Regions from separate parts of the Homo sapiens genome. Here region 1 is linked to region 2. Evidence: chromatin contacts called from ENCODE Hi-C or POLR2A ChIA-PET data. All regions are on one chromosome and are shown on one strand. The core of a region is the stretch at or near the end of the contact, and the rest is flanking DNA. Distances in the headings are between cores, read along the strand shown. Region 1 has its middle 20 kb from the start of KBTBD8. Region 2 has its middle 87 kb from the start of KBTBD8.

Region 1 (5,740 bases), core at 1,016-3,515, 65 kb after region 2:
TTCCTCAAAGCTTGGTGGGCATGGTCAGGAGTTTTAGGATTTTACTCTTAAATGTGAGTGGGTAACTAGGAACTCAGACAGATGAGATCAGCCTGGAAGATAAGAAAGAAATAAACAATAAAAGAAATGAATCTTGAAAAAAATGGAGACAATCCAGAGCACAAGAAACAGAAATCTTTTAAAGATTATTCATTGAATAGATGGATATGTGATTAAATAAATATATAAAAATTGCAGCATGTAATTATGGGATATAGGTCATAAGTATATTGATATTTACTATGCAATTCTTTAACATTTTTGTGTTTGAAATTTGATATGATAAAATGTTGGAAAACAGGATTCTCAGAGAAATACAAGAAAATATTTTATGCATAAGAAAAGAATATTTATTAGATTGCCATAAAAAGAATAATCATAAAACAAAAACAACTTCTTGCAAATCAAAAAAAAAACAGTAGCTGAGTTATTAGAAGAGTTGAAAACTTCAATCAAGAAAATCTTCTAGAAAGTAGAAAGAGATTGAGAAACAGAGAAATACGAGAACAAACATATCTAAGAAATTCAATATCTAATAGGAATTTCAGAAAGAAAGCAAGCAAGAACACAGGGGAATAAATTATCAAATAAATGACAGGAGAATTTCCCAGTGCCAGTATATCACATGAAAAATCCATAAACCTAGGCATATATTGTGAAATTTCAGAATATAAAGGAAAATAGAAGATTCTATAAGATTCCAGAAAAAAAGAAAAAGAGAGAGGAAATTTACAAAGGTCAGGGAAACAGAATAACCTGCAACTTATCCGTAGTAGCACTGGCTGCTAGAAAGCAATGGCACAGTGGCTTCAATATATATTAGCAGAGATGAGGGAAGGGAGGGGAATGAGCATTTTTAATCACATGTGGAAGCCCATCTAGGAATCTAAAGGATATATATGCAGCACAAAGCAGGTTGCAAAGCTTTAATATTGTAACTCAGATGTAGGAGGGGAAATAATTTCATTATTTTGAATATAACCAATCAGGCCATCCTTTTGGGTCCCCACTCACAGGAAATTGATAAAATGTCTCTTTTCATTTAAGCTAAAGCAAAGTTTGATCCAGCAAGTTTAACAATTCCCTTTCAAGCGCCTAGTTCTCATCCCCTTCTCCAGTCTGTTAATTTTATCTTTCTTTGCCCTCCTCCACCATACATACATGATAGAATAGAATCAATGCAACTGCATCATTGTTTGAATGAAACAAAAACCTAAATTTTCCAGAGAGATTTGATAAGCCTGTCGGAAAAGTGTATGAAAACTCCACACTGATAAATACTCCACGTTTACACCCAGTCCCCTTTTCAGTAGGAGATGGTATTTCTATGTCCTGACTGAGTGCTCATGCTCCAAAACAAAAAACAATACTCTTCCTAAAATCTGGTAAAACAGAGTCCAAGTGTAGCACAATAAGCAATGGTCTGATTATTTGCATAGCCGATGTGCAGAAAACCACCAGATATTTCCATCTGTCCATCTTTATCTGCAGCTAATTGATTTCACAACTTTTCCAGATGTTAAAATGCCAAGCCCCATATAAAAATGTTTGCCAATCACGGCTAAGCCTGCAAATGTATCTTTCCAAACAACGGGAAATATGGAGTCAGAGAGTCCCAGAGAGGAAAACTAAACCGCCGGAAAGCAGAAGCGGGATATTCATGCCATTGTTCCTTGAATTGGTTGAGGGACCCCTGTCTGTCAAGCACCATGATCCGCGCTCAGTACACACTCGAGATAAAGGGTCCTTGCCCTTGGGGAGCTTCAAATCCAAGCAGACTCAGACACAGAAGAGGAGCAGTGTCCCGTGTCAAGGTGCAGAAGGGTGAGCGGAGAGGAAGGCCACACTCATTAACAGAGGAAAGTTCCTCTGAGTCACTGGTTAGGCGGTGAGATGTTCCAGTGAATGAAATCATTCATATCACTATTCTATATGAAGAAACCATTTTTCAGAGTCCAAATTTAAAACCTGCACTTAACAGTGAACATTTGATGAACAAAAGGTTGAACTGAGTTTTCAGGAGCCGTCTTCATTCTGAACACCAAGTTTTCCCTTCACATGCAGCCTCTTTCCTTTCTCAAGGCTATGCTCCTGCTTCTCCCAGGACCTCTCTGTCCTTGGCTCTTTGAAATGCTCTCTTCCCCTTCCTTAAGTCCTCACGTGGGCCCTCCGACGCTTGGCTCTCACCCGGGCTCTTCTCGTTCCCTCTGTAAGTGCCTTGAGCGCTGACCGGTATTTGGGTGACTGCCAACTCCACATCTTCGCCTGACCTATCACCTTCATTCAGTTTCCTGTCTCCACACCCATCCTGGCTGTTTCTCGGCACAGTAATCTATACATAGTGATCCTCTGTCACTTGAAACTCAGCTCTTCCAAAAGTGAACTCACTCACTTTACATCCCAAACTGGCTCCTTGACCAGCAAGAAGGTCTGCAGTCCCAGCACCTCCACGTTCTGCCTTTGAATATAACCATTCGGGCCATCTTCCTGGGTCCCTGCTCACTAGGGAGTGGGAGGAAATTAACAGGTCTGCTTTCATTTACAGCTAAGTTTGATCCCTAAGTTTAACAACTCCTTTTCTGTTTCTTTGTTTCTTCAAAAGTAAAAGGGGGACAATGACAGATGGCTGCAGCACCGGTAGTAGGAACCAAAAAGATAACAGATACCAAAGCATTTCAAAAACTAGAAAGTGATATGCAAGAATAAGATATTAGTCAGTGTCTCATAGATATTATTTTTCACATGGGTCGTTGTTATCATATATGTAAGTATGATAGATATGTTTTGTCATGCAAAACAGGATAGATATATTTTTTCATGCTACCATGGAAATCAACCTCACACAGGTCAGTGCCCAGTAAAGTGTGGATAGCATTTTAATTTTTGGAATAGTAAAATGTAGATTAAAAAGAAAATTATAACCAATTTCTTAGAAACCTTCAAGAAGGATACACAGATACTGATGCAAGTATTTTGCTGTGTATCACATTTATATATGAATATAAAAACCTCGTGTATCCCGGAACTTAAATGAAATTTTAAAAAGGAAAAATGAGGAAAAGATATGAATAAACAATTCATATAAAGTGAAAAAAAAGCCTATATACACATATCAAAATTACTCTCCTCTTTTTTCTGCCTGCAGCTATAGGGTAAAGTTATAAAATAAAATTATAAAATCCTACCATGATTTTATAAATTGTGAATCAAAATTGCCCCAGGACATATACTTGTACAACTTGAGGTGAGATCCATGAAACTCCCCACTCACTGGGGCAGGCCCCTGAGTGATAGGTGTCATCTCCCTGTCATCTCCAGCTACACAAACACCAAGTGAGAGGACCCTTGTCCTCTTTACTTTCACGTATGCATGCTCTGATTAGCTCATCCATTCTTCTGCCTGTTGACTCCTGCCATCACCACACCCACCACATACTTTAGAAAGCACAGGATAATTGAGCCCTTATCACAAACCAGATGTTTTGGGTCAGGGGTGGGAACCATATTTGGCTCTGGGGCAAAGTAGCAAGAAGTTGCAAAAACTCTTACTATTTTCATTCTTTTTCAGAAATGTAAGAGGCTATAGAAAGTGTGTCTACCTCTCTCTGGGTCAGGATTTTCTCTTTTTTCACTCTGCTCCTATTTCTAGGGGTTTGTCTTTCATCAGTCCTGCCTCTTTGCATGTTTTTGCATATCCCTAATCTCTTTAACTTTTGGGGTTAACGGGTATACTGCAGAACTCTCAACCGGGAATAGTCTAGAAATGGAAAAGATTTTGACTTTTTGCAAGGATATTTCTCATTTCCCATTTTTATTGAAAAGGCCTAAATGTTCTGATTTTTAAAAAAATATTATTTCTCCAGCACCTCCACGTCTCAGAATCTCCTCACCTGCAGGCTTCCTGGGGAAGCACCTGCACTCTCACCCACTGACACCCACTCACATCCTCCACCTGCACCTTAATTCACAGCAATTGGTTTTCATCTCTTGCACTTGGCTAAAACCACTTTCTCATTTCAGATCTTCACATGGCTAGACCAGGAGCCTCTTACTCTCTGCATTTCATTTCTTCTCTTTGGATCTCATTCCTGAAGTTTTCTCATGCATTACTACTCCTTTGTGATTCTCCCTTCTTCTCTGATAACTTTTCAGTTGCCTTTCTTCTGTTCCTTCAGCTGAATTTCTTAAATTTTATTCTTAGCTACTTTCGCTTCTCATTTTACAATTTATCTTTGCACTAACTCATCCATTAACTCAAATTCAACTAAAACCAGCTCTGTGGATATGCCAGACTCCTAAGTTCCATCGCTAACCTTGACCAAGCTCTTGAGCTTTAAGAACAGTTGTCAGAGAGCACCATGGATTTCTTACTATCTCAGGTTCTCACTGATTACAAGGAAATACTCCCCTGCGTTGTGTGGGTTCCTGTTGGCATTTGCTCCTCAAGACTTAACTTTGGCTACTTGACATCGTAATCTAAGTGTTGGGATAAGATGTTTTGACCTTATCTTCTTATCCTTAAAGGATTTTGCAAGCATGTGTTTCAAGAACTGAACTATGTGACCGCAACTCTGTTAAATCCTGCTGTGAACTGAATGTTTCTGCCAATTCCGCCAAATTCATGTGCTGGAATCCTAACCCCCAATGTGATGGTATTAGGAGGTAGGGCCGTTGCGGGTGGTTAGGTCATGAGGGATCTGGGATTAGTACCTTTATAAAAAGACACTAGAGAGCTTGCTTTATCTTTCTCTTTCTCTGCTCTTCACCATGAGAGGATGCGATGAGAAGAGGGCCCTCACCAGACACAGGATCTGCCAGCACCTTGATCTTAAACTTCCAGACTCCGGGACTGGGAGAAATAGATGTTTGTTATTTAAGCCATGCAGCCTATGGCAATTTGTTATGGCAGCCTGAACTGACTAGGACAGGTCCTTATCTCTGAATGGGAACAGAGAACAAGATAAACTCTAAGGACAGGCCCTTGTCAGTTTGTAAAAATAGACAAGCCAAAAAGCATTATTTTTATTTTGCAGACAGAGGTTACAAGCCTTGTTTAAATTATTTTAAATACCATTGGTTTAATTTCAGTCCTTTAGAAATGCACAGTCCAGAAATGAAAGTGAGAACTGTGTGACTGTAAAACTGTAAAAATTGTTTTCATGCATGGCTTATGAGCACAATCAGAGTCCAAATGGCTACACTTTAATATATACTTTATATTAGCTATTAAGGAATATTGTTCTACAATGGTTAAGTATATCTAAAAGACTGCAGAATAGTCGTTAATAATTTCAACAAATTAATATTTAGGAAGTGTTCATTATGTGCTGTGATAAGGCACTGTGATAAGTGTTTCACATGCTTATTTGATCCTCAAAAAAACTCGATAACGTGGTAGATTATTAACCTGTTTTATGCATGAAAAAGTAAAGCTAGAAAAGGTAAGTAATCTACCTGCGGTCACGGAAAACACTATAATTCATGTTGACCAGACCAATATAAAATATTTAGAAAATATATTCCACGTTTTACTTAATATTATAGTGTTTGATTCACCAAATCATATAATTGTGCATATCCTTATGGAAGAGGAAAGAAAGGAGAAAAAGGATCTATTAAATCTCATTTCTAAAAAACTAGCCAATAGAAAATGTTCTGTCTATCCATGATAAGGATAATTTAAAATTATTACATTGTAATT
Region 2 (6,439 bases), core at 3,747-6,246:
ATGGATTTACTTTCTTTATTTCTTTTTCAGATTGTTTGCTGTTGGCATATGGAGATGTTACTGATTTTTGTATGATTTTGTATCCTGCAACTTTACTGAGTTTGTTTAGCAGTTCTAATAATTTTTGGTGGAGTCTTTAGCTTTATCCAAATATAAGATCATATCATCTGCAAACAAGGATAATTTGACGTCTTCCATTCCAATTTAGATGACCTCTATTTCTTTCTCTTGTGTGATTGTTCTAGCTAGGATTTCCAGTACTATGTTAGATAACAATGGTGAAAGTGAACATCCTTGTCTTGTTCCAGATCTTAGAAGAAAGGTTTTCAGTTTTTCCCCATCCAGTATAATACTAGCTGTAGGTCTGTTGTATATGGCTTTTATTGTGTTGAGGTATGTTCCTTCTATACCCAGTTTATTTAGGCTTTTATCATGAAGAGATCTTGAATTTTATCAAATGCTTTGTCAGCATTAATTGAAATGATCATATGGGTTTTGTCTTTCACTCTGTTGATATGATGCAGCACATTCATTGACTTGTATATGTTGAACCATCCTTGCATCCCTGGGATAAATCCCGCTTGGTCATGATGAATAATCTTTTTAATGTGTTGTTGAATTAGATTTGCTAGTATTTTATTAAGAATTTTTGCATAAATTTTCTTCAGGGACATTGGCCTGTAATTTTCCTTTTTTGATATGTATTTGCATGGTTTTGATGTCAGGGTAATACTGGCCTTGTAGAATGTATTTGGAAGTATTCCCTCTTCCTCTATTTTTTGGAATAGTTTGACTAGGATTGGTATTAGTTCTTTTTTACATGTTTGGTAATATTTAGCAGTGAAGCCATTGGGACCCACGGTTTTCTTTGCATGGAGACTTTTTATTGAGGCTTCGACCTCATTACTTGTTATCAGTCTGTTCAGGTTTTGAATTTCTTCATGGTTCAATATTGGTAAATTGTATGTGTCTAGGAATTAATCCATTTCCTCTAGGTTTTTGAATTTATTGGCATATAATTGCTCAGAGTAGCCTCTAATGATCCTTTAAATTTCTGTGGTATCAGTTGTAATGTCTCCTTTTTCATCTCTGATTGTGTTTATTTGGGTATTCTCTGTCTCTTTTTTTTTTTCTGAAGGTCTGGCTAAATGTTTGTCAATTTTGTTTACTTTTTCAAAAAAATAAGTTTTCACTTTATTGGTTTGAAATGAAATTTTTAAGGTTTTTTATTTAAATTTCATTTACTTTTGTTCTGATCTTTATTTTTTTGTTATTGATTTTGGGTTTGGTTTGCTCTTCCTTTTCTACTTTTTTAAGATGTATCATTAGGTTGTTTATTTAATGTTTATCTACTTTTTTCATGTAGGTGCTTATTGCTATAAACTTTCCTTTTAATACTGCTTTTGCAGTATCCCATAGGTCTTAGTATATTGTGTTCCCATTTTCATTGGTTCAAAATTTTTTTCAATTTCCTTCTTAATTTCTTCATTGGCCCACTAGTCATTCTGGAGCATATTGTTTAATTCCTGTGTGTTTTCATAGTTTCCAAAATTCCTTTTGTTCTTGATTTCTAACTTTATTTCACTGTGGTCAGAGAAGATACTTAATACGAGTTCAATTTTTTCTTTTGTGGTCTAATATATGGTCTATCCTTGAGAAAGATCCATATGCTGAGCAGACAAATGTGTATTCTTTAGCTGCTGGATTAAATGTGCTGTAAATATCTATTAGGTCCATTTGGTCTATAGCACAGATCTTCTATAAGTTCAATGTTTCTTAGTTGATTTTCTGTCTGGATGATCCATTCATTGCTAAAAGTGGGATGTTGAAGTCTCCAGTTATTATTGTATTGGGGTCTATCTCTCTCTTTAGCTCTAATAATATTTGCTTTACGTATCTAGTGTTCCATTGTTGTGTACATACATACTTAAAATTGTTATATCCTCTGGCAAAATTGACCCCTTTATCATTACATAATGACTTTCTTTTTCTCTTTTTATAGTGCTTGTCTTGAATTCTATTTTGTCTGATAGATACTACTGAAACTTTGTCTGATAGATACTACTTGACATCTATTTTGTCCAATATATACCTACTCTTGCTCTTTTTTGATTTCCATTTGCATTGAATATCTTTTTGATATTCTTTGTTTTTAGTCTATGTATGTCTTTATAGGTGAAGTGTGTTTCTTGTAGGCAACAGATCGTTGGTTCTTTTTTAAACAATCCATTCAGCTACTCTATGTCTTTTGTTTGGAGAGTTTAGTCCATTTACATGCAATTTTATTATTGATAAGAAAGGACTTACTCCTCTCAGTTTGCTATTTGTTTTCCGATTGTCTTTTGCTCTACTCTCCTTTCTTCTTTCCTTGCTATCTTCCTTTGTGTGAAGGTAATTTTCTCCTTCACAAAAGGTATGTTTTAATTTCTTGCTTTTTATTTTTTGTGTATCTGTTGTAGGTATTTTTTATTTGAAGTTGCCATAAGCCTTGCAAATGACATCTTATAGCCCATTACTTTAAACTCATGAATACTTAACACTGATTACAAAACAAATAAGCAAAGAGAAAACTGATAAAACTGATAAAAACTCTACACTTTAACTCCATCCCCCCCACTTTTAAACTCTTTTGTTGTTTCTATTTATATCTTATTATACTGTCTATATCTTCAAAAATAACTTTGAATAAATAGTTATAACTTTTGAGTAAATATATAATAGATATTATAATTATATAATATTTATAATTATATATAATAATTGATTGCAATAATTAGTTATATATAATATATTATATAATAACATTATATATTAACATATATAATAACATATATAATTATATATTATATAAGTGTTATATATAATATATAATATGTCATATATAATTATATAAGTACATTATATAATATATAATATAGTATAATAAGATATAAAAATATATAATATAATATAAGATATGTATTATATTATATATTATAATATAATCAGATATAATATTATAATATAATATAATATATAAGATATAAAATATATAATATAATATATATAATATAATAAGATATAAAAAGTTATTTACATTTTTGATAAGTTCATCTTTTAGTAAATAGTTCATCTTTTAGTAGTTATTTACTATTTACTTTATATATATTTATATATAAATATATATTACTTTATATATATAAATAGTAATACTATTTACTATTTACTTTATTTACTTTTAGTAAATAGTTATTTACTATTTTTTATAGGTTCATCTTTTAGTCTTTCTACTCAACATAGTAGTTTACACACCACAATTACAGTGTTATAATATTCTGTGTTTGTCTGTGTACTTACTATTATCCATGAGTTCTGTACCTTCATGTGATTTCTTATTGCTTGTTAATCTCATTTTCTTTAAGATTGAAGAACTCCCTTTAGGATTTCTCTTAGGACAGATCTGATGTTTATGAAATCCCTCAGCTTTTGTTTGTCTAGGAAAGTCTTTATTTTTCCTTCATGTCCGAAGGACATTTTTGCTGGATATACTATTCCAGGATAAAAGTCTTTTTCCTTCAGTATTTAAAAAATATCATGCCACTCTCTCCTGTCCTGTAAGTTTTCCATTGCAAAGGCTGCTTCCAGAAGTATTGAAGTGTCTTTGTATATTATTCGTTTCTGTTCTCTTGCTGCTTTTAGAATCCTTTATCCTTGACCTTTAGGAGTTTGATTATTAAATGCCTTGAGGTAGTCTTCTTTTTTCTTTTGAGACGGAGTCTTGCTCTGTTGCCCAGGCTGGAGTGCAGTGGCGCAATCTCTGCTCACTGCAAGCTCTGCCTCCTGGGTTCACGCCATTCTCCTGCCTCAGGCTCCCGAGTAGCTGGGACTACAGGTGCCTGCCACTATGCCCAGCTAATGTTTTTGTATTTATTAATAGAAATGGGGTTTCACCGTATTAGCCAGGATGGTCTCGATCACCTGACCTTGTTATCCTCCCACCTCAGCCTCCCAAAGTGCTGGGATTACAGGCGTGAGCCACCGCGCCCAGCCGGTAGTCTTCTTTGAGTTAAATCTGCTTGGTATTCTTAACCTTCTTGTGCGTAGATATTGAAATCTTTCTCTAGGTTTGGGGAGTTCTCTATTATTGTCCCTTTGAATAAACTTTCTATCTCAATTTCTCTCTCTACCTCCTCTTTAATCTGCCCTCCTAGTTTTTGTTGTTTCCTAGTCTTGGTCTGGGCCTCAGGGATTTGTTTTACTTTGTTCTTTACAGTTAAGCTAAGGCTAGAATTCACAGGCAATATAGTCTTCCTTAGCCACTGAGTGCAGAACCTCACGCAACTCAATACACTTAAGCCTCCATTTTGATGGACTGAAAATACAAATGGACAATGGCCAGATCATATATAAAAAGAGAACTTTGCCCCACAGTCTGCAGCAGCCAGTCCAAGAAGTCAAATCACAATTTCTGTAGCCATCAGCCCAAAGTAGTCAGTACTTAATAGCTGACAGCTTCCCTAATTTTTGCCACTGTCCTCCCACTTCCTACTTAGAGCAACACAAAAAAAGTAAAATATGCTCCCCAACTCAATTACATTGGAACTCCACCTCCAGTCAGCCCACCTCCAGCTTTCCCATGCCAACAGCCTCCAATCAGGGCATACCTGAAGCCTCCTCCTTTTCCCTGTACGCTTTCCCTCTCCTCTGCCTGTCTTTAAGTCCATGTGGAGCACAAGTGATGGTGGCTGACTCCTTTGTATAGCAAGCTCCAACTAAATAATCTGTTTAATTTTCGTTTGGGTGGTCTTTGTCTCTACAATTTTCTTTTCTGTAAAAGAAAGCTTTTTGAAACAAAGAAAGGACCAAAAGACAAGTGAGAATCATTTAGAAGAGCAATTAAAAAACTCAATTCCAAAGAGGCAAAGAGATTCCTCAGCAGCCTGTGAGAGGCTTGGAGGTGGGCAGGTCACCACTTCCTGTGTACTCACTTCCTGCATACTCACTTCCTGCATATTCACCACTTCCTGCATATACCACTTCCTGCATACTCATCCATTTTACATATAGTGGGTCCGTGGAGGCTTGGATGGGAGAGTCTCACAGCTAAAATAAGTTTATAAAACTGTGAAAGTATAGTTTTCAAAGAGGCAAAAATTATGACTCTCAGGTAAATGTAAAATGAGTACATGCCAAATATTTTTATTCAATTCATTCATTAACAAAAGTCCCTTGACATATTAAAACCAGTTCAAAGAACATTTAAATGCCAGATGTTTGTAGGCAATACTAGGATAAGACTTCTGGGTTGGATACCAAATGGAATAATGTCCAAGAGAAGCATAACTGTCAGCTTTGGGGTGCTCTATTCTATCAAATAGAAATTATTTGCATTCCATAGGACAAAAATCTACAAATCAACCTCTGTCCCTACAGAGTTGTAAAATAGCCAAGCTAATAGAAAATCAAGCCCAGCATAACACTGAAGGAATATCTACTAATCTTTTTGCCTACTTCTAAGTTTCAGATACTTGTTCTGACCAAACCTAAGTCCAGATGAGAAAAACTGGGGTTTGGGAGGATTTATAACTGGCTCAAAGTCACTGGGCTCCTAAGTGCTAAGACTGATGTCAGAGCTAGTGACTCTGCAAAAGAATAAAAGTGAAAGCATCACTTCTTTTCCCTGGCCATGTCTTGTTCCACACAGAGGGGTGGTCGGGGCCTTCCTCCACACCCAGAAGTCTCCCACAGACAGTTCCCATCCACCGAGCATCGCCATTCCTCTCTGCCTGTTGGCATTTGCAGCCTGGTCATGGGGATGGCTGAAAATGCCGGAAGTCAATGTCCCTTTGATGACCTTCAAATAATATAGAGAAGTGTTGGTGCATAAAAAGAATTCACTGTCCTTATTCACTTATTCACTTCCTTGTCCTTAAGTGGGTCATTTCCCAGGCATGTTCCACACAGTCTGTCTGGTGGTCTCCAGAGAGAACAAGATCCAGATTGCCCTCAGAAGGAGCCTGATCATGAACACCTGCTTCAAGCATTCCTCGATTCCCTGACTCACTCCCCATGTCCTCAATATGTCTCCTTGGATTACCTCCCAAACAAGTTACTTGCACCCAAGTCCTTGGTTTGCGGTTTGCTCTAGGAGAAATCCAAACCAGGACAGAGAAGCAGCTTGGTTTTAGATATAATTCAGTATCCCAACATGACTAATCAAAATATTCATTGTCTATAATGGTTTGAATGAGATGGAAACATAATCAGATAGGAAAATGACAGATGTTGCAGAGAATACAACTTGTCAGTAAAGATGCTGTTTAATAAATCATCTGTCATCAAATTACATAATCTTATTTATTAGGGTTTTGGAAGTAGAAGTTACAAGTCTGTCTCTGTCTCTGGTGTGTGTGTGTATGTGCATGTATGTGTCTAAATCTTTTAATCCTATGTAAATATT

What was found. A loop is a pair of places that touch in the nucleus more often than their neighbours do. ChIA-PET counts read pairs that join two places held with the same protein, here RNA polymerase II (POLR2A). Pooled maps may share reads with other maps.
Region 1: a pooled map shows a loop between it and region 2 (2.4-fold over the local background). The contact joins two enhancer-like sites. A Hi-C loop is called at or near these places in 1 of 168 maps with a recorded cell type or tissue (heart left ventricle), 1 of 37 single-sample maps with no recorded cell type and 8 of 50 pooled maps. POLR2A ChIA-PET finds 5 or more read pairs at or near these places in 1 of 52 experiments (activated B cell).

The regions. Positions count from the first base shown.
Region 1 is chr3:67,015,121-67,020,860 of GRCh38, reverse strand. No RefSeq gene overlaps it. Among named protein-coding and RNA genes, the nearest start is that of KBTBD8, 20 kb to the right of the region's middle. RefSeq lists an enhancer at 2,418-2,467. Within about 2 kb of position 2,265, at least 3 of the 41 ENCODE cell types and tissues checked have a DNase peak (open chromatin) inside an H3K27ac peak, as active enhancers do.
Region 2 is chr3:67,082,013-67,088,451 of GRCh38, reverse strand. No RefSeq gene overlaps it. Among named protein-coding and RNA genes, the nearest start is that of KBTBD8, 87 kb to the right of the region's middle. RefSeq lists an enhancer at 4,305-5,504. Within about 2 kb of position 4,996, at least 5 of the 41 ENCODE cell types and tissues checked have a DNase peak (open chromatin) inside an H3K27ac peak, as active enhancers do.